Regions from separate parts of the Mus musculus genome. Here region 2 is linked to region 1. Evidence: chromatin loops called from intact Hi-C (ENCODE). Cell type or tissue: left cerebral cortex. All regions are shown on one strand. Each heading gives the region's core, and the rest is flanking DNA. Links, peaks and the distances in the headings are about the cores only.

Region 1 (10,086 bases), core at 860-8,859:
GAAAGCTCAATTCTTTGTCCCTGTCAAGAAAAGACAGACTATCTCCTTCTTACGACCCCGCCCAGGCCTTAATGTTCTCCCAAAGGAAGATCGAGACAGAGCACTAGGGGATCCAAGGGTCCATTCTTTTGTGGTTTTGTTTGTTTGTTTTTGAGACAGGGTTTCTCTGTGTAGTTCTGGCTGTTTTGGAACTCACTCTGTAGACCAGGCCGGCCTCCGAGTCAGAGATCCACCTGCCTCTGTCTCCATAGTGCCGGGATTAAAGACATGTAACACCACAGTCGAATTTAAGAGTCTATCCTTGACTTCTGTTTGTCTGAGGGCCCAGTTTGCTGTGGTTTAAGGGGCTTACCAAAGCAGCCTTAACTCCAAGCAACCTTGACCTCTCTGGTTGCCCTCACACATGGCCAGCTGCCTAGGGAAACATACTCTACCATGGTGGGACATAGAAGCACTGACCCATTTATTCAGTTTCCCACAAGGTCAAGCCCCGAGCCCTGGAGGAAACTGGCGGTAGAATGGGGAGCACTGACCACCAAGCCAGAGCACCCACTGCCACTACTGAGCCATCTCTCCAGCCCCTGGAGATTTATTATTTATTTTTAATTTATGTGTATAAGTGTTTTCCCTAAATGTAAGTATGTGACCCATTTGAGGTCAGTGCCTGTGGAGATCAGAACAGGGTGGTGGATCCCTTGGAAATGGAGTTGTAGGTGGTTGTGGTGAACTGAGCCATGGTTCTCTGCAAAAGCAGGCAGTGCTCTTAACCACTGAGCTGTCTCTTCGCCCAAGCGTGTTCATTTGTTGGTTCTTTCTTATAAAATCCTCCTCCTTCTACTACTACTTTCTTTTATAAATAAAAGAGAGGGACTCAGTATGTAGCTGTGGCTAGCCTGGGACTTGCAATGTCAAGTTCTTCTATTTTTAAAACACAAACTAGTAGCTGGGGGGGTGGGGTGGGTGCACACCTTTAATCCCAGTACTTGGGAGGCGGAGGCAGAGGCAGAGGCAGAGGCAGAGGCAGAGGCAGAGGCAGAGGCAGAGGCAGAGGCAGAGGCAGAGGCAGAGGCAGAGGCAGAGGCAGAGGCAGAGGCAGAGGCAGAGGCAGAGGCAGAGGCAGAGGCAGAGGCTAGTGGATCTCTCTGAGTTCTGGGCCAACCTTGTCTACAGAGAGAGTTCCGGGACAGCCAGGGCTACATAGAGAAACCCTGTCTTTAAAAACAAACAAAAACCTAATCAACCAACCAACCAACCAACCAACCAACCAACCAACCAAATGAACTGTCGTAAACACATGGAGTTTTCAGGGCTGGGATGCGGCTCAGTAGGCACGGTGCTTGCCTGCACACACCAAGCCTTGGTTTGGACTCGATCCCCACACCACAGCTGCCTGTGTGACACTGTGCACCTGTAACCTCAGCACTCAGAAGGCTGAGGCAGGAGCTCAGGAGTGAGTGTCCTTGGCTATGTGATGAGTTCAAAGCCAGCCTGGGTTCCCTGAACCCCCGAGATGAGGGGATGGGGCTATGGATATGAATGAGAAGACAAGCAAGCTGAGCACCAGCGCGTGTTTCTCCACCTCTTCATCCCACCGCAAACACGCCTTCCTCGCCAGGACAGACTGTACCAACTTAATAGTAAGCCAAAGGAACCCTTTTCCCCCTGAAGCTGCTTCCTGTCAGTTATTTGTTCATGGAACAGTAAAAGTAACCTGAGTGGGGTGACAGTTAAATCTCGGTGGCTTAGGGTCTGAGTGTGCTGGGGACACCTGGCCAAGCTCAAAGTCAGGGGGAGAGAGAGGGGATGCAGAGCCATGAATCACAAAGGCCAGGCCTAAGGCACTGGAACCCCAAGAAGAGAGGTGTGGGCTTGGAAGAGCTAGAATCACAGGAGAAAGTCCCAGGGAGGCTGACCCCTCCCCCGCCGACCATGACTGTGACTGTGGGCAGTGTCTCCCCAGGGATCACCCACATGGTGATGATCTGGAAGAGCTCACAATTCTTGGACCAGGAGATGATCTGGGTCACCCCTGGCTACTCTAAGGCTTGACTCCTGTCCAGACTGCTTCCTGGCATAGACATGTTAGCCTAAGGGGTTCACTTTGCTGAGCCCCACTTTTGCTTCTGCCAAATGGGGATTATCAACTTATGTCCTGAAGCTGCTGGGAGGACGCCTGTATCAGTCATAAGACAGATGGCACGGACCAGACTGGAGAACTTGGAAAAAAGATGCATGCAGATGTGTCTAGTCCCTCCATTATTTTTGCTTTAAGTAGCAAACACAAAGGAGAAAGGCTGGCTTTCCAATAAATTGCTGGAGCAATCAGACATTCTTGACAAAAGAGGAAACCTGACCTAGACCTCTCACCTAAACAAAAGCCAAAACAATTAAGAACACTGAGTGCAGTGGCATCCACACAGGTGTTTTTGTGTGTGTGTGTGTGTGGGGGGGGTGGCTGAGGCAGGAGGAGCTCAATATAAAGCTATGCCTGGGATACAGATGGGCAACTTAATGAAACATTGTATCAAAATAAAAAGTTAAAAAAAAAGACCAGAGATGCAGCAGAGTGGAGCCCCTGTCTAGAATCCCCTAGTAAGGGCCTGGGGACGTGGCTCAGTGGTAGAGCCCCTGCCTAGAATTCCCTAGTAAGGGCCTGGGGACGTGGCTCAGTGGTAGAGCCCCTGTCTAGAATCCCCCAGTGAGGGCCTGGGGGCGTGGTTCAGTGGTAGAGCCCCTGCCTAGAATCCCCCAGTGAGGGCCTGGGGGCGTGGCTCAGTGGTAGAGCCCCTGCCTAGAGTCCCTCAGTGAGGACCTGGGGGCGTGGCTCAGTTTCCACTATGAAGGGGAGATGGGTAAGAAAATCAAGGACTTAAAATGCCTAACAGGAAAATGTTTGATTTATATTAGGAGAAAGAATGATAGTTTAGACATCAAAAAAATGTTTTGTTTTGAGAAAGACCCTATGAAGAAGATGAAAAGAAAAACCGAAGGCCGCTCATACAAAGAGTTCTCGAACACTGCAGAGCACTGAGTGAAGCAGAAAATGGGCAGAAGACAGACACATCACTGGAGAGGATACGTAGCTGGCAGATCAGCACACAAGATGCTCAGCAGCGTTGGCCGTCAGAGCAATGCAAATTACGGCGGCAATGAGACAGCACTATGCACCCATCAGAACAGTGAACATGAAAAAAGGAAAAAAAAAAAAAAACCAACCCAGTGGCAATGCCACATGGCAGTGAGACCGCGGAGAGACTGCAGTACGCATATGCCTCGGGTGGGAATGGGAAACGGACTTACCACATGGCAGGCCACTGTGCTGGGCACTGATCCCAGGCAAGTGGAAACTTATTTCTATGCGGAAATGTGTATGCTTGAACATACATGTTACATGTTCACAGCCGGAATATTTATAATGGCCCAAACCTAGAAACTCCCCAAGATTTTTTATTTGGGTAGATGGTTAACCGACTTTATCAACCAGCTGCACCTTCTCTTAAAAAACAAAAACAAAAAACAACAACCCAAGTCAAAACAATAACAAAACCCTTAAACTTCATTTTATGAATGAGTGTTTGCCTGCATGTATATATTTATACCACACATGTGCCTGGTGCCCGTGGAGGTCAGAGGAGGCATCAGGTTCCCTGGAACTGGAGTTACAGACATTTGTGAGCTGCTATGTGGGTGTCAGGAACGGAGCCTGGGTCCTTTGCAAGAGCAGCCAGTGCCTTCCTTAACCGTTCCCTTACTTTTTATTTTTGAGACATGGTCTCACTAAGTTGTCCAGGCTGGCCTTGGACTTACTCTGTATCCCAAGTTAGCTGTGACTTTTTGACCCTCTTGCTTTTGCCTCTTAGGGTTTTGTCTCGTCTCGTCTCGTCTCGTCTCGTCTCCTCTCCTCTCCTCTTCTCTTGTTTTTGCTGCCATTTGCAGTCTCAGTCCTTACAGAGGCCAAGGTGTTGTCCCAGCAAGCTACACATTCTAGAATCTTCTTTGCCTCTCTCACATCCTGCCATTTAGCTCATTCATGCTCCTTCGTCTCTGTTACAAACTTTCATCAATGCCTCCTGGTTCAAATGCCCTCTTCCGGGCATGGTCCTCCTGAGTGGGACCGTGCTCCCCTCCTCGCTGATGTGCTCCTCAGCCATGTGGCTTGTGGGATCTCTCTTCAGCACAAGCAAGGAGGAGCAACAGGAGCCCTGGCCACTGAGTAGGCCAGACATTCCTCTCAGAACTTTACACACCAGAAGCCCCTGGGATGTGTGCTAATGAGGGCTGCACAGCAGCCTCTAGAAGTTTTCAGAGGCTTCCTCTCCCCCTTGACTTTACAGAGGCTTAGCATCCAACATGGCGCAGAGTGGGGCTCTAAGGGCACTGCCTACCAGCAAGGACAGAAACCCAGGGTTAGGTCCAGGAGTGTGTACTTGGATCAGTCCTCCTTGTATAAGAACCTCAGGTTGGTTGGATTAGTCCCTGGGCTAGAAGCAAGTGGTTTGCCTTTTGTCAGCCCCAGTGCCCTGTGATGGAGACGTGGAACAGACCCACAAGCTGCCAATCTTGGAGCAAACTCATGCTCTCCTCACTTGTGCATATGGATATGTGCTATGCCTAAGTAGCTGGCTTCTCTCTATCATAGGTGGCATATCCCTGCAACTGACCTTTGTCTGTCTGTGTCCTCTATCTCCTCTTCCCCACCCTTTTTTTTTTAAATCTCTCTTAACTGGGCTAAGAGAATGGAGATTGTTTGTGGCCACAGTCACGTCAGGGACCACAGAGGGAGCTGAGGGGCAGAGCTTGGGTCAGGCTTCCAGGAGGAGCACAGCTCAGGTTAGGAGGCTGGCCTCTCCTTAGGGATTTCCAGTGAGGAAAAGGCTGGGGCATGCGAACAGACTACATAGAAACCTGAAAGGAGGTGGCTGGTGGGCTAGTATGTGGCATTTCCGGGCCCTTGGTCAGGGACAGCGAGAGGCAGATCTGAGGGCCAGCCGTGCCAGAGGAGACACGGGGTCACTGAGTCTGGGAGGCTGAGCGGACTGAGCACAGGGGTGAGAAGGATTCAAGATGAGAACAGGGACAGGGTGGGACTGCCACTGACACAGGGACTCAGGAGGACCTGGGATCACATTCATGGGGCCTTGAATGGCTACTGTCCAGTCTGGGTCTGCTCCAAAGGTGCCGGAGAGCCATGGAGATTTAGGGAAGATGGCTGATGCTGTCAGGTTGGAGTTGGCTCTAAGGGGGAGGGATGGAACTGGAAAGACCATGTGACCTGGATAATACTGATGGCCTGGTTTTAGTGTGTGGGAACTAGAGACAGATGAAGAGGAGGCTGGGGAGAGGATGGTTTTGCTCAAAAAGCAAACAAACAAACAAACAAACAAACAAAGAGCCAACGACAACTTCTGTCGGAGCAGCTTAGCTCTGATTTTTGTTCTTCTGTTTCTTTGTTCTAAATTTTAAGGAGACATTGCCAATACCCTGGTGGTCGTTTTCTGACCTTGGAGGGGGGAGGTCCATAAACCCCATGACATGGTGGATGAGATAGTGAGGTGCCTTTCCTAAGAAAAAAAACCTGCAGCAGCAATCACCAGATGACATCATTTCAAAAGCAAAGGGAAACTCTGACCTTTCAGGAGAAGGCTTGTATCTTGCGTAGGTGGCAGAGCCTGGGGTGGAGAAGCTCCCAGAAGGCTGTCGGTAGGGAGGGACTCTGTCGGCCCCTGCTGGTGATGCTGCAAAAGGTGTTTCTGGGAAACTGACAGGCCTGGAAAGACACAGGAGAGGGGACAGAGGCAGGGTAAGGAGGCATCCCTGAGGAGGAGGAGGAGGAGGTATACAACACACCTGCCCTTCAAGTCCAGCCAGGTTCTGGCGCCTACCCCCCCTTGGATCTACATGCAAGGAAGAGGGAAGACAGGAGAGTCCTGTCCCCTCCCTCTGTGCTCCTCACCCAGCTTTGCAGCTGGGACAGGGGCCCCTGGGGACAATTCTCTGTCCTTTCCAGGGAACAAAACTGTTCTTCTGCCCCTTCATCTAAGGAAAATTTAAATATATATATATTTTAATTAAAACCTTTTTAGATACATTTACTTTTATTTGTGTATGACCATTTTGCCTGCATGTATATATGTGTACCACATGGGTGCCCGATGCCTGCAGAGGGCATCAGGTCCCTTGGAACTGGAGTTGTAATGGGTGTGAGCCACCGTGTGGGTACTGGGAACTGAGCCCCGATTCTTGGCAAGAACAAGTGCTTTTTTTAAGCACAGAGTCATCTTTCCAGCTCCCTTACTTATTTCTGAGACTGAGTCTCACTATGTAGCTCTAGCTGGCTAGGAACCCACTACCTCGACAAGGCTGGCATTGAACTCACTGAGATCCGTAGCTTGGCTTTGTTACTCTGTGGGTTTCTCTTTCTTTCATGCTTTTCCATCCCTTTCTCCCACCCTTTCAACTCCTTAACACTAGATAAGAAAGAAAAAAGGATACAGAAGAAAGGAAAGAGGCCCCTTAGTAAAGCTGGGGGCAGAGAGGGGATGGCCCTTAGACTACTTCCTGCTGACTACAGCCAAGTTTGAACTTCACCATCAGGATATCTGATTTCTCCTTTTTGTTGTTTCTTCTTTGCACACAACTACTTAACAAACTGCAACCACCAACCACCTGGGGCCTATATACTTGGAGTTCCCAGAATTCCAAATATCACACAACTGCAGAAACTATCTGCTGCAGGCAAAAATCACACCCCTGCTAGAGCACGAGGCAAATCATAGTCAGTTACTGTCTGCAGCAGCCCCATATCCCACACCTGGGAATAAAATGAAAACATAGTTTTATAATAGTGTTTTTTAAAAAGAGACCAAAATTCCAAAATTCTTACAACAGAGATCCAGCTGTCTCTGCCTCCCAAGTGTTGGGATTAAAGGTGTGCACCGCCTTGCCTGACTGTATGTATGTATGTATGTATGTATGTATGTATGTATGTATGTGTGTGTATATATATATATATATATATATATATATATTTTTTTTTTTTTTTGGTAGAATGGGGGCAAGGCTGAGGGCCACATACCCAGCATGCTTCATCTCTTAATATATAATGTATCCAAGTGAGTATCTCAGCTGGGCCTGGTGGTCCAGGGCTGTAATGCAGGCCTCTGAGAGGTCTGGAGCAGGAGGTTTTTCAGTTTAAGGACAGACTGAATAACATAGGGAGGTCCTGTTCTAAAGAAAGGAGAGTGAGCTGAGGATGTACTCAATGGGAGAGCATTTGCCCAGCCAGCCAAAGGACAGAGGTTCAACCCTCAGTATCCATAGACACAAAACAGTATACACTAAATACCAGTATCCAAGTCCCTGAGTTGACTGCCAGCCCGAGAAGCTAGTCCTGCAGGTTCTATTGTTGGCCCTGGAAAAAACCCTTTTTCCAACCTCATATAGAGAACTTTCTGTCCCTGTCCTGGGACCCTTGGGCCAGCCCAGGAGTGGGGAGAGAAGGGAGGAATGAAGGGGAGAGCAGATGGAGACGGAGGGGTAAGAAAGGAAAATGGCCAGGCATGGCACACACCTTTAATCCCAGCACTCCGGAGGCAGAGTCAGGTCGATCTCTGAGTTCGAGGCCTGCCTGGTCTGCAGAGTGAGTTCCAGGACAGCCAGGGCTACACAGACAAGCTTTGTCTCAAAAATCCAAAAACGAGGGCTGGAGAGATGGCTCAGTGGTACTCTTTTAGAGTTCTTGGGTTCAATTCCCAGCACCCACATGGTGGCTCACAACCATCTGCAATAGGATCTGATGCCCTCTTCTGGTGTGTCTGAAGTCAGCAACAGTGTACTCACATATATAAAATAAATCTTAAAAAAAAATCCAAAAAAAGAAAAAAAAAAAAAGGAAAATGACTGAGGGAAGAAAAAGGGCAAGAGCAAGGGTTGGAGAGAGAGAGATAGAGAGAGAGAGAGAGAGAAGGGTGAGGGACACTGGACAGCAGTGGTGCCCTGGGCGTCCTTACCTCTTGCTGTGCAGTGGCTGAGACTCTCGGAAGGGCACCACGGGTGTCTGCTTCGGGAGTCGGCTCAGGGACTGGGCATGGCCGGGAGTGGCAGGGGTGGTCCATTTGGTGGCCGGCAGAGAGTTGTGGGAGGCGGGCCCACTCCACTGCCAGGGAGCATTGCTGCGGTAGGGGGGTCGGCCCCCAGGGGTGGTGGTTTCCGACTCCGTCTTGGGTTCCGAAGCATTCATATCATAGGTCTCTGGCCACCCCCTGGAAAAGCAAGTTTGTTACTTATAAGGTCTGGGCCCACCAGCACCCAGGCCTTCTTTCTGCTTGGGAGGGTCCGGCTGTCTGGGTAACAGTGGGCAATTCCAAACCATGGTGATTCATTTTAAAGCCAGAGTGGTACCTTTCAGGTCAGTAATAGCCATATGAAGCTTACATATGGCTATTACTGCTAGGCCTGAATCTCCTTTTTCCTCCAGGTCTTGGCTTCTCTTCGTCCCCTCCCTTTTCTCTGGCCCAGGCTTCTAATCAGCCAGTGTTTTAAATGGACCAGCCCCTCCTAATACCCCAAGCAGTACTTTGGGCCGGAAAAGCCAATGTCCTCAAAAATCCAAGGACAGTCTCTGCCTTGTTCCCTAGAATTTCAAATACTGCTGCAAGAGAAGCAGGTGACCTACTTTGCAAGGTGGTTTAAAAAAAAAAAAAAAAAGAAAGAAAGAAAAAAAAGAAAGAAAAGCACATGAAGCCCAGAACCCTGGAAATAGAAGCAGGCCCGTGTCTGGCTGGCACATGCACCATAGTACAGAGATCCAGCCTGGGGCATGGGCATCCAAGCTGGGCTGGCAGCTCTGCTACCTCTGTCACACAGTGTGTCACGCAGCATGGGAGGGAGCCTGAGCTTACAGAGGCTGAGCTCAGGAAAAAAAAATATCCACCTCTTAGATCGCAGGAGCTAAGCTCTGAGAGGCAGGTCCAGAGCGTCTCATCCCGATGTCCTTTGGCCTGAGACACTCAGACATGGCTGCTACAGAGCCGTGTCATGGGACCTGAGGACATGTTCGTGTCCCAGGCCCTACGCAGGGTACCTTTCTGCCTTTCTGTCCGTATGGCAGAGCTGATGTTCAGCGGTCCTTATGGTTGTTTGGGGGATCAGGAGCCCCCAGGCACCGGGTAGGGAACAGTAGGGACACAACCCTCTGACAGAGCCACCAGACAGGCCAGGCTGGCGGAGGTGGAGGAAGGCCACATATCCTGAGAACTGCTATGTGCTCTGAGCCAGGCAGATCTCACCCCTGGATGCTGGGCATGAGCATGTGATTCACACCCAACCAATCAGAAACGCCTCTCACCCTAGACAAAGTGACTAGTGCAGGATTGTCACAGGCTTTAAGCAGTTCCTATCAGAGCAGTGAGAGCAACCTGGGAGACACTTCTGAAATTATAGGGGTGGGGGTGGGGTTGGCTTACAAGCGTTTCTGCTAGGCTCCTCCCAGGGACCTAGTGGTGGCTTATGCCATCGCCTGCCACAGCCAGTTATGATGTAGGTGCAGCAGTGTATAAAAAGGACTGCCTGCCCCCCCTGCCCCCACCTCTCTCTGTTCCCACGTGTTCCTGATTGATCTCCCCCTCTCGGTCCTTCCTGTCCTCTTCTCTGCCTTCATAGCTCTGCTGCTGTCTGTCTGCCTCTCCTACATCTTTAGGCTCCCCTCTCCTCCCCTTCCCCCCAAATAAACCTCCTTTATACCAGGTCTGTCGCAAGGCTTGATTTCTCAGGGGAACACCTTGGCATGGGCCCCCCAGGCACCCCCTTACACGGTACACTGTTGTCACCGCATTTATATTTTACAACAGGGGAGTATAAAGATCTATTTTTGCAGGCGTTGCTATGCTGGGGAGACCCAGTCCAGAGCTGTGTCGCTTGTGGGGAGATTGACTGAGAATGACAGCAACTAAGCTTAAGACTTTGAATTCTGGGTCCTCTGGCCTCCACTCCCTGAGTGCTGGGATTGCAGGTGCATGCCACCACATCTGGCTCATGCCGTGCTGGGAGAACTGAACCCAGGGCCTTGTACATGTTATATGAGCACGC
Region 2 (10,086 bases), core at 1,146-9,145, 57 kb before region 1:
TTGCGCCTATGATGCTTGGGGCCGGGGGAGGTGGGGAACAGACCTGGTGCCCAGGCCTTGAATAGGATTGGAGGTTCAGAACTAAGTCTGTGCCTCCCTGGCAGGCCCCAATATTTGGGATGTGGCTCCTCCATCCCAAAACACAAGAACCGGCTCTGCGGGACAAAGACCGAGCCATACTGCCCTCTAGTGGCCAGTCTTTTCGGTTCTGAAGGAAGAGAAGTGACCAAGGTTGGGGGCAGAGACAGATGGAGTTTGAGGCCAGCATGGTCTACAAATCTAGTTTCAGGACAACCAGATTACACAGAGAAACCCTTCCTCAAAAAAAACAAAACAAAACAAAACAAAAACAAAATATAGATGATGATGATGATGACACTGGTTTCCAGCACTTGAGTGGCAGGATGGTGAGGCATCATGGATGAAGGAGGTGAGAATACAGGGAACTTGCTAAGTGATCAGGACACTTAGGTCAGCCAGAAACACAGAAACATATCACCTTCAGGCAGTGGGTCAGGAGCTCCTTAGGGAGGTCCCATAGAACTCTGGGATAAATATACTTACTCATATTCTGCACCTTCCAGCTTGCTATGCAACCAAAGCCGGCCTTGAATTCCTGATCCTCCTGCCTCAGCCTCTGGAGAGCTAAGATCACCCTGACCAGACCCCTACTAACCTTTCACTTCTCTCTGCCCTGAGGCTACAGCCTGGGACTAGCCACTGGGTGAAGTCCCTAATACAGCAGCCTGAACCTGCCCCCAACTTAGGCTGCCCCAGGTGTGTGACAGCACAGCTGGCCACCTTACTACTTTTCTGCCTGCTGGATTTGTCCTCAGAAATGCACACGGGACAGAGGAGTGGAGCACAAGACTAATTTGGAATTTTATTCATTTATTCAGGCAGTGAGGACAGAGCTATGAATGAAACCACAAACCTTTGGAGCCAGCATTCTTTCTCCTTTCTTTCTTCCTTTCTTCCTTTCTTCCTTCCTTCCTTCCTTCCTTCCTTCCTTCCTTCCTTCCTTCCTTCCTTCCTTCCTTCCTTCTGTGTGTGTAGCTTCGGCTGTCCTGGAACTCACTCTGTAGACTCAGAGATCTGCCCGCCTTTTGCTTCCCAAATGCTGGGATTAAAGGCACACGCCACTGCCACTGAGCACCAGTGTTCTAATGAGGGCAGGCAGACAATGGATTAACTGATTAACTGTATATATAGTATAGGTATAAAGATTCAGAAGAAGATGTATTATTAGCTCAAGATCAACATGGTCAACTCAGTGAGAGACCCTTTGTCAAATAAAAAGTAAGAAGCCAGCTAGTCAGATGGCTCAGTGGAGAAGAGCATTTCCTAGCAACCTTGTCTCTGGGACTCACACTGTTGGAGAGTGCCCCCTCCCGTGTGTGCTGTCCCTCTCTCACTTCCACTCAAGGGCCGCAGACACAGCAGGAGTGCTGACTGAGCACACCACATTCACACGTGCATACAAAAGAAATACATTAAATATTAAAAAAAAAAAGTACAACAGGTGAACTGGCAAGCCAATCATGAGCCCTGAGCTTATCCCAGGCCCCACACAGTGGGTGGGGAGTCTTGTTAGCTGTTCTCTGACATTTGGGTAATGGGATTTGGTGATGGGTGTGGCGTGCACTAAGGAAGAAGGGCACGGAGGATGAACCTTCTCAGAACACGCTGCTTTCTCTGCAGTGATCGGTAAGAGCTCATACCACTTGCATCCTTGCTCACTCCAAACTTGCCTCTTTTTTTTTTTTTTTTCATACACCTACGGTAACTTTTATTTATTTTGGTTTTTCGAGACAGGGTTTCTCTGTGTAGCCCTGACTGTCCTGGAACTCACTTTGTAGACCAGGCCAGTCTCGAACTCAGAAATTCGCCTGTCTCTGCCTCCCAAGTGCTGGGATTAAAGGCGTGCGCCACCACGCCCGGCTGTACCTTTTATTTTTAAGATTTGGTTTTAGACTTATTTCCTCTGCATTAGTGTTTTCGCACCTTGTGCGTGTCTGGTGCTCACAGAGACCAGAAGAGGATGTCAGGTCCCTGGAGCTGGAGTTTTCAGGAGAATGTGGACAGCTCAATGTGGGTGCTGGGAACCCAACCTGGGTCCTTTGGAAGAACAAGAGGCGCTCTTAATTGCTAGAATGTGAACTCCTTGAGAAGAGCAGCGACTTTGTCATTGCTGTGTCCCCAGTGCCAAGGAGAGTGCCCGCCCATAGTTGCTATGTCAATGGACAAAGACATTGATTCAACCCTTCTGTTCTGGGACAGCTTTACAAGTTAGAGCCACTCAGATAAGTAGGGACAGAAAATATAAATACTCCTTACACCCTGTGGGTCATCCACATCCCTTGGGGTGGTGGCGGTAAGGGACTAGCTGGTGGAAGAAGCCCCAGCTGGGACCCAGGCATCCCCAGAGTGGGAAGGATGCGTTAGTAGGAAGCCCAGTCCCGCCCTGTATCCCCAGCAACCAATGAGTACGCCATACTCCCAACGGCCCCTGGGACGTGTAGTCCCTACAGGGGCGCCCTCGGGCGCCGCCGCGCGCCCCTAGACTCCAGGTCCCGTCGTGCGCCGGGAGGCGCGGGGATTGGCTGAGCCACGCCCCCGGCCCGCCCCGCTTCGCTCGCGCCGCAGCCCCAAGAATGAATGAAATCGTAGCGCGCTGGGCGGCAGAGCGGGCGGCGCAGGCCGGGCTGGGCCCGCGCTCAGCGGCAGCAGCAGCGGCGCCCCGGGCCGGAGGCGGCCCAGCCGAGCGGGCCATGGCCACCGCCATTCAGAACCCGCTCAAGTCGTGAGTGTCCCTTCCCCAAGTCCGAAACCCCTCCCTCAGGAGCGGGTCCTCCCCACCGCACTCCCCCGGGCCGGGTTGGGGGACGCAGCGCGTGGATGGTATAAATGGTACTTGAGGACCCCCTTGCGTCTCACTCCCCTGCTGACCCTCCACCCCCTATTGCCCCTGGGGTTAGGTACCGGAGCCCTTCTGGATCACCGGGGCGCCTCTTCTTTGTCGCTGTCAGTGAAGGAATGTGCCGCGGGCTAGGGGGTGGTGGAGGCCGTGTCCCCACCCAGAGTGGGGGTAGGGGCTTCACTCGCCTACTCATCTCTGCTCCTCGGAGTCTTTGGGGTGCCCGACTTCCCCGGGTGGGTGGGAGGTACCAACCTTTAAGTACAGACCAGGAGCCTCACGCATCTCACCCCATTCCCCCTCATCAAAGCAGCATCCTCTTGTCGGGTCTTTCTCCGGGAACCCCGTGGCTGCAGAGTGGAAGCTAAGGCCATCCCCATTTGAGTCCTTACTGTCTCCTCTCTTTGCTCTCGGGTCTCCCAGACCTAGAAGTCCCGATGTCTCGGTCGGCTTGGACCACTGTATTCCTCCTTCTCCCCGCCCATACCCATCTAACGCGAGCACCTCCCATCCCCTTGGGGACCGGTGCCTCTGGAGCCGGTGCTGGGAGCGCCCTCCCTCTCCGGGAATTCCCTCCCTTTGGGTTTGTGCTCTACTCTCCTCAGAGCGCTGGCTGCCTGCTCGGCCGGGTGACTGGACACCCGGCCGCCGGGGTCCGAGGCTAGCCCCTCCCGGTCCCTCCTAGCTTTTTGCCACCCGATGTCAGCTTCACCTCTTTATATCTCCCTCTCTCTGTCCTTTCTCGGGATCCCGGACTCCCGGGTCCCTGCGCTCTCTATCCCCCACCCCCCCATCCCCTTTCCCAGGCGGTGACAGCCGGCTCCGAGTGACAGGAGCGTGGCCGCTCCCGCCCTCTCTCCCTGCAGGAGAGCGGCACTCCCCTCCCCCGCTCCCGGCCCGGCAGAGGAGGCGGAGGGCGAGCGCCCGCGGCGCCGCACAAAGGGGCCGGGGCTACCTCCCCCTTTCCCCACCCCCTGCACTCACGGACTTGACCTTGAGCCTGGAGCTTTGGGATGGCAAGGGGTGTGCGTCCCCAACCCCCATCCACCCACAGAAGGGTTATTTGGACCAAAGCCCCTCCCCAGTTGCTTCTGGTTTCTGGTATGGGGGGTGGGTTAGAGTTAGGGGCCAGGGATTTACAGTGGAGCATGGGGGACTGTCTGCTGCCTGGGTCAGTGTGAAGGGGAGAGTAATGATAATATGCTATGCTTGCCTCTCATTCAAAGCCACACACACAGAGGTCTGCCTTTTGGAGGGATACCCTGAAATCAGTGAAGATTGGAGTTCCAATCTGCGTTGGTGGGTCTGCAGACACGTTGGAGGAAGTGTGTGTGGTGTGCCCTCTGCAGGAGTAGAGGGGGCAGCCAATCTCTTCAGGGTACCCTCCAAAGGGTCTGTCTATTGGGCTGGAAGTGAGGACACACTTGCTCCTCAGGAGTGCCAGAGCCACAGGTCGTGGTGGCCCACGCCTTTAATCTCAGATGCAGGAGAATGTCTGCTGGTCTGGTCTACACAGGAACTCCAGGCCAGGGCTAGAGCCAAATCCCCCTGGGAAGAAGAGTCCATTGGCGCTGGCTGCAGTTCTCTCTGCCTGGATTCACACTTGGCTTGAAGCCCGCTCTGGGCCTCAGTGTTACTGTGTGTGGGTTGGGCAGCAGAGCAGTTTGCATTTCCTGAAGGGGTCCGCAGCAAGGCTCGAGGAGACTGTTGAATTAGTCGTTATGGACAGCTCAAGCTGGCCTCAGACACTAAGTCAAGGAGGCTGGCCTGGAGTTTCTGACCTCCCCTTGGCACCTGTGAGGTGCTGGGATTACAAGTGTGTGCCAGCACGCTCTGCTCCATCTTTTAGTCTTGTGGGTTTTTGTTTGTTTTGTTCTGTTTTCAAGACAGAGTCTTAAAAACTCTCTAGGCACAGGCTGTGGTCGAATGCTAGGGTGACATACCCGAGCCATAGGACCTCACTAAAAATCCTGTCTCTGTCAAGCACTCTCTCTGCACAGAGCCCGACTCAAAGTATTGATGTAAATAGCGAGTAATTAGCATTATCACACAGGGCACTGGGCTCCTGGGCAGGAGCGTTGCTTGGGCAACTGAGGACTGGGAGGGCCAAGTTCTGAGGAGAGCATTCTAGGAAGGGTCTGTGACAGTGATGGGAAAGGAAAGAGAGCCGGGGCCTTTCCTGGTAGTAGCCTGGGCTTCAGAGGTGACAGGATCTGAGTGTAAGGGCTGAGGTAGAGCTGCGAAATCAAGTTGGTGTGCTGGGAATCTGGAGGGTGGCAGAGGATTGTGACAAGGACCCTCTGAGCTCAATACTGGGTCTGGAGACTGGACGTATCATGGCATGGTCTGGAGATGATACTATGTGAGGGGTACCCACACCCCTTATTTATTCCTGGGCAGGACGTAAATCAGACACCCTGCAGTGCCGGGGGACGCCTGAGATGGGTGGGTGGGTGGGTGGATGGGGACATTTGTGGAAGGGAGCTATAGCAGTCTAGAGGTGTATTGTGTGTGTGAAGTGCGGGAAACCTTGAGACTTATGATGGGTGGACCGCCCCCTGCTGGACAAGAATTTTTTTTGTATTAACACTTGATATGCTAATTTATGCTGCCACTCTAATCAGAATGCTAAGTTATTCCCCAGAGGTGGGGCTGAGTGTGAGTCGTGTGTGTGTGTGTGTGTGTGTGTGTGTGTGTGTGTGATATTCAGTAGGTCAGCTCATTCTCTGGGGATCTCTTAGGGTAGAGTGTGGGAGAGAAAAGGAGGCAAGGAGGATCCTGTAGGGACGTGTGCAGGCACACGAATTCTATATCCAGACAGCAGCCAGGGGCTGAGAACAGGTAAGGTTTCCTCCCAGGATCTCAAAGCCCTTCTCTAGAAAATGAGGATAGTCCGGTTTAACCTGGAGAGAGCTGTGTTAAGCACATAGTGAGTGTTAAGTATTCACTCAACAAATATTTGTTGAACACCTGCTAAGGCAGGCTATTTATTCTTCCTAATAACAGTGCAACCACTTTATGCCTTGGTACATATCAGATCCTCTTTGTAGATATCTTCTCGGTGGAATAAATGAATTTATAGGTATCTGCCAGGTACTAATTCCAGCACTTGCCTGGTATGGCGTCACACACTAATTTCAGCACTTGGAGAGACAGGAAAAATGGCCAGTTTGGGCTGAACAGCAAGATGCTGTCCCTAAAACAGTCACTTACCCTGTTGCTATTGTAATCTTCAGTCCGTTGAGACAGGCCCAGAACGCTTAGCTTAAGTCATGCGCACCAAGTCCCACAAGCGAGGATTTGAGGCCAGGAAGAAGGAAGGCAGTTCTGTAGTCCTTCGTAGGAGTGGACTGGGGTGGCCGCGAGAGTCATCTCTCAGTCACGATGGGTTCTCTACAGCTTGGAGTGCTAGGTGGCGTTTGGCGTGCTGGTGACACAGCTGGGTGGGCACCTGCGAGGTCCCCGCGCGCCTGTGGCCGGTTGTGCGTGAAGGTGGGGTGAATGGAAGTCTGCGAGTGTAGTGTGACTATGTGTAAGCTGCCATGTGCGCGTGTGTGCGTGCATGCGTCTGTGCACGTGGGGCTGGAAGTGCGTGTGAGTGAGCGTGTGTGAACGACTGCGAGATCCTCCATCCCTCCCCCACCCCACCCCCTGGGTCGGAGGACCCGCTAGGGACTACCACTCCCGGCATGGCCTGGGCGGCCCGCCCTGCCATCCTGATTGGCTGAGATCCTCGTGCTCCCGCCCCCTGGGAATGAATGGATGGGCGGCCTCAGCGCCCGCCCGACCGCTGGGAGGACCGACCCGGCAGGGACCTGCTGGGGGCAGGACCCGGGGAGCAAGATGGCCACGGTCATCCCCAGCCCCCTGAGGTGGTGCGGGTGGGCGCGAGGCGGGGGAGTCGGCGCGGGCGGGTCTGTGCGGCCGCGCGCGCGCGTGTGTATGTGTGTGGCCGCTGGGGGTGGGGCTGGTGGGGTGTCAGGGGGCTGTCACCGCGTGCGGGGGTGCGAGTGTATGTGACTGAGGGTGTTTAGCAAGAATGATGTCCGACGCGTTGCTCCAGGACTGGGAGAGGGCGTGGGGGAGGGGTCTCCAAGGATTTTTAGGGGAAAGGGGTCATGTCCCCTCCCAGGGATGCCAGGGTTTGAGAGAGGGTACATGGTCTAGGGAAGCTGGGGCCTGGGTACACTCGAATCCACGCTACCTTTGTCTTGGGGTGTGGAGTGTGTTGAGCGACTTATACATTGCTTTTTGCTTTGTAGCTGAATGTGTGGGTATGTATAGGGTTTCTTTTATTCTGCACTACCTATCTGAGTATTTGGGTCTCGAAGTGTGTGCACATGTCTGGCGAATCTGCACCATTTATGTTCTGTGTCTTTGGATATGGACGTGTGAGGATAGGTCTAAATTTTTGTGTGAACATGAGCAGACCTGACTGCCCCTCTGTTTCCAAGGCGTGTACCTGTGTATTTGGGGATGCATTTTAAATTTGGGGTTTCTGTGTATGTGTACCCTTGAAAATCTCAGTGATGTCTTTGTATTGTGTGTTTGGCTGGAGTGTCTTTGGATGGATATGTAAGCGCATATGTAAATGTTTATAGGGTCCCTATCTTTTGACATTGTGTGACTGTTGGGATGAGTGTTGTGTGGTGTGTTTCCATGTTGTGGGTCTTTGTGGATAAGCTGTCTCTGGAACCATCTGGGTCTCTGGATACATGACATTCATAGGTAGTTCTATGGCTTTTTTTGATTTGGATTATTTGTGTTCTGCAAGAGATGTGTGTCTGTGTGACAGAGAGAATTTGTTTGCTACTCCTTTGTGAAGATTGGGATACGTTTCTCTTTGTGTGTGAATCCCGTGTGGCCATGTGCGATTTGTTTGTATTGGGTGTTTGGCTACGTTCATGTGTGGATGGGTCCCGGTATGTTTTGGTTTGTTTTTATATTGTCTGTGAACACTTCTTAACCCGAGACATAATCAAGTTTTAGGTAGCTGCTTCCCTGCCAGCACCCTGCCCCGCCCCCGGATCCAGAGGGGTGGGAGAAGATGGGGGAGGTGAAGGTGGACCTGGCCGGCTTGCCCTTTGCGGAGCAGTGGGAACGGGCAGCCGCGGGAGGGTGCTGGGCCTCCCTGCACTAGCCCTTGCTGACAGCCGCCCGCCCGCTGCTCGCCCGCCCCCACAGCCTTGGCGAGGACTTCTACCGGGAGGCCATCGAGCACTGTCGCAGCTACAACGCGCGCCTGTGTGCCGAGCGCAGCCTGCGCCTGCCTTTCCTCGACTCGCAGACCGGAGTGGCCCAGAACAACTGCTACATCTGGATGGAGAAGACCCACCGCGGGCCTGGTACTCGCCGCGAGGCTGGGGTGGGGCGGGGCCTGAGTCCGGGGACCTCACTTTCACAGCCTCTCTCCTCCAGGTTTGGCCCCGGGACAGATCTACACTTACCCCGCCCGCTGTTGGAGGAAGAAACGGAGACTCAACATCCTGGAGGACCCCAGGCTCCGGCCCTGCGAGTACAAGATCGGTGGGTGGAGCTGTGTCCCCTGCGCCTGCTGTGGCCCCAATCAAGGCCTTCAGCCCTCCCTGCTCCCCGGCTGAACTTCGTCTTTATTATCCTGAGTGTCCCTCCAGCAGACTATCTGTCCCCGGATGTCTTGAGTTACTTTCTTTGAGTGACTGAGTTGCCAGCTGTACCTGCTATGTGGGTCATGGCAAGCAGGTGTTTGGAGGACATGGTGTCATCTATGTCTAGATGTATCAAGGCTGATTGCATGTGCTTCCCAGGGAGCTGGGATACACCTGTGTCTGACTGTGTTTCTTTCTGTGGGTGCTGAGGGCTGTCTCACTGTGTATTTGTAAGAGTTAGCAACAGTTCTCCAGCTGTGGGTTGAGACCATGCACAACATATTTACATTTATGATGTATAACTATAAAAAAATTACAGTTATGAAGTAGCAACGAAATAATTTTCTGGCTGGGGGGGTCAACACAACATGAGGAACTATATTAAATTTAGGGTCACACTTTTAGGAAGGTTGAGAGCCACTCAGGGCGTCTACTTGTGACTTGTTTGTTGCTGAGTGCTTTAGGGTGCCTGTTTCTTTCTAGGTGTTTCCAAGAGAGAAAATGTGTGGGAAAATGTGTGTGTGTGTGGGGGGGGGGTAGGTCCGTGTCTGTCTATCTCTTTTGGGTGCATATCTGATTCCATCAGGGCATCCTGTTGGGGTACCATCTGTGACAGCCTTTCTGTGTTAGGTGTTTCTTCTGGAGTTTTCCAATGTGTTCAGGATAGGCAGACATTGGTTTCATCTCTTCCTCTGTCCAAATGTGTGTGTGTGTGAAGGTCTCCTTGTATCAAGGGTGCTGGAGAGCTGGCCGGCTGTGTTTTTCCCTGTATGTCAGACTGGGTTTCTCTGTGTAAGCATGTGGACACATTTGAGTGCTTCTCCTCGGGGTTGTCTGTGAGTGTCCAGGTGTACCATAGGGCGTACCTTTGTCTTCCTAATTAATGAAGGTCTAGATTTCTCTGTGGCTCTGGCTATTTCTTTCTGAGTATCTCTGTATCCAAGGGCTTAATCCTATCTCTTCTGTGTGTCCAGCTGTGTTCAAAGGTCAGCTGTGTTCCCTGTGTGGCCGGACATCTCTCTGCATGTCCTGCCTATGTGTCTGTGTGTATCCTATTCAAATGTCTATCTAACTTTCTTTGGGTATATCTGAGGGTCTAGTTGCCTTTCTACTATGCATGCAGGTATTTATGAGGGTCCATAGTGTTCCTAAGGGTTGCCAGTGTATTGGAGTCTGGTTCTGTCTTCTTTATCTAGTAGAGCTGAGGGTGTGGCTGTGCCTTCCCAGTGTATGGATATTCTTTCCAGGGCTTGAGTCGAATCCTTCTGTCCATTGTTGGCTGTGTGTGGGACAGTGTGGGAGAGCCTGTCCCTGTCGAAAGGACCATGCCCCCACCCCCACCCCCTGCAACCCGGGCACTTTGGCCACAGCCTCTTCAACTGATACCACTTTCCCTGTGGCCCGTCCCCAGATTGTGAGGCACCTCTGAAGAAGGAGGGTGGCCTCCCGGAAGGGCCAGTCCTCGAGGCTCTGCTGTGTGCTGAGACTGGAGAGAAGAAAGTGGAGCTGAAGGAGGAGGAGACCATCATGGACTGTCAGGTA

The links. Hi-C counts contacts between places; a loop is a spot of excess contacts. Peaks named below come from ENCODE experiments on the same cell type or tissue, not always from the same donor. Only the 100,000 strongest peaks of a DNase experiment are listed, where the experiment ranks them.
Region 2: a loop joins it to region 1, with 4 times the contacts of the local background. A loop is called at or near these places in 9 of 42 quality-filtered maps.

The regions. Positions count from the first base shown.
Region 1 is chr7:29,358,542-29,368,627 of GRCm38, forward strand. It overlaps Sipa1l3 (signal-induced proliferation-associated 1 like 3), which reads right to left. Exons shown (of 23, transcript NM_001081028.1): 12 at 8,010-8,261; 13 at 5,630-5,767. Among named protein-coding and RNA genes, the nearest start is that of Dpf1, 56 kb to the left of the region's middle. In left cerebral cortex, for the core only: CTCF peaks have their summits at 5,722 (motif pointing left) and 7,816 (motif pointing left); DNase peaks (open chromatin) are centred at 3,185, 5,711, 6,270 and 8,830; H3K27ac peaks cover 674 bases.
Region 2 is chr7:29,301,310-29,311,395 of GRCm38, forward strand. It overlaps Dpf1 (D4, zinc and double PHD fingers family 1), which reads left to right and starts at 6,692. Exons shown (of 12, transcript NM_001368371.1): 1 at 6,692-6,789; 2 at 8,102-8,262; 3 at 8,336-8,443; 4 at 9,956-10,083. The coding sequence starts at 6,761. In left cerebral cortex, for the core only: CTCF peaks have their summits at 2,542 and 5,467 (motif pointing left); DNase peaks (open chromatin) are centred at 2,556, 3,325, 4,439, 5,472 and 4 more places; H3K4me3 peaks cover 5,340 bases; H3K27ac peaks cover 4,660 bases.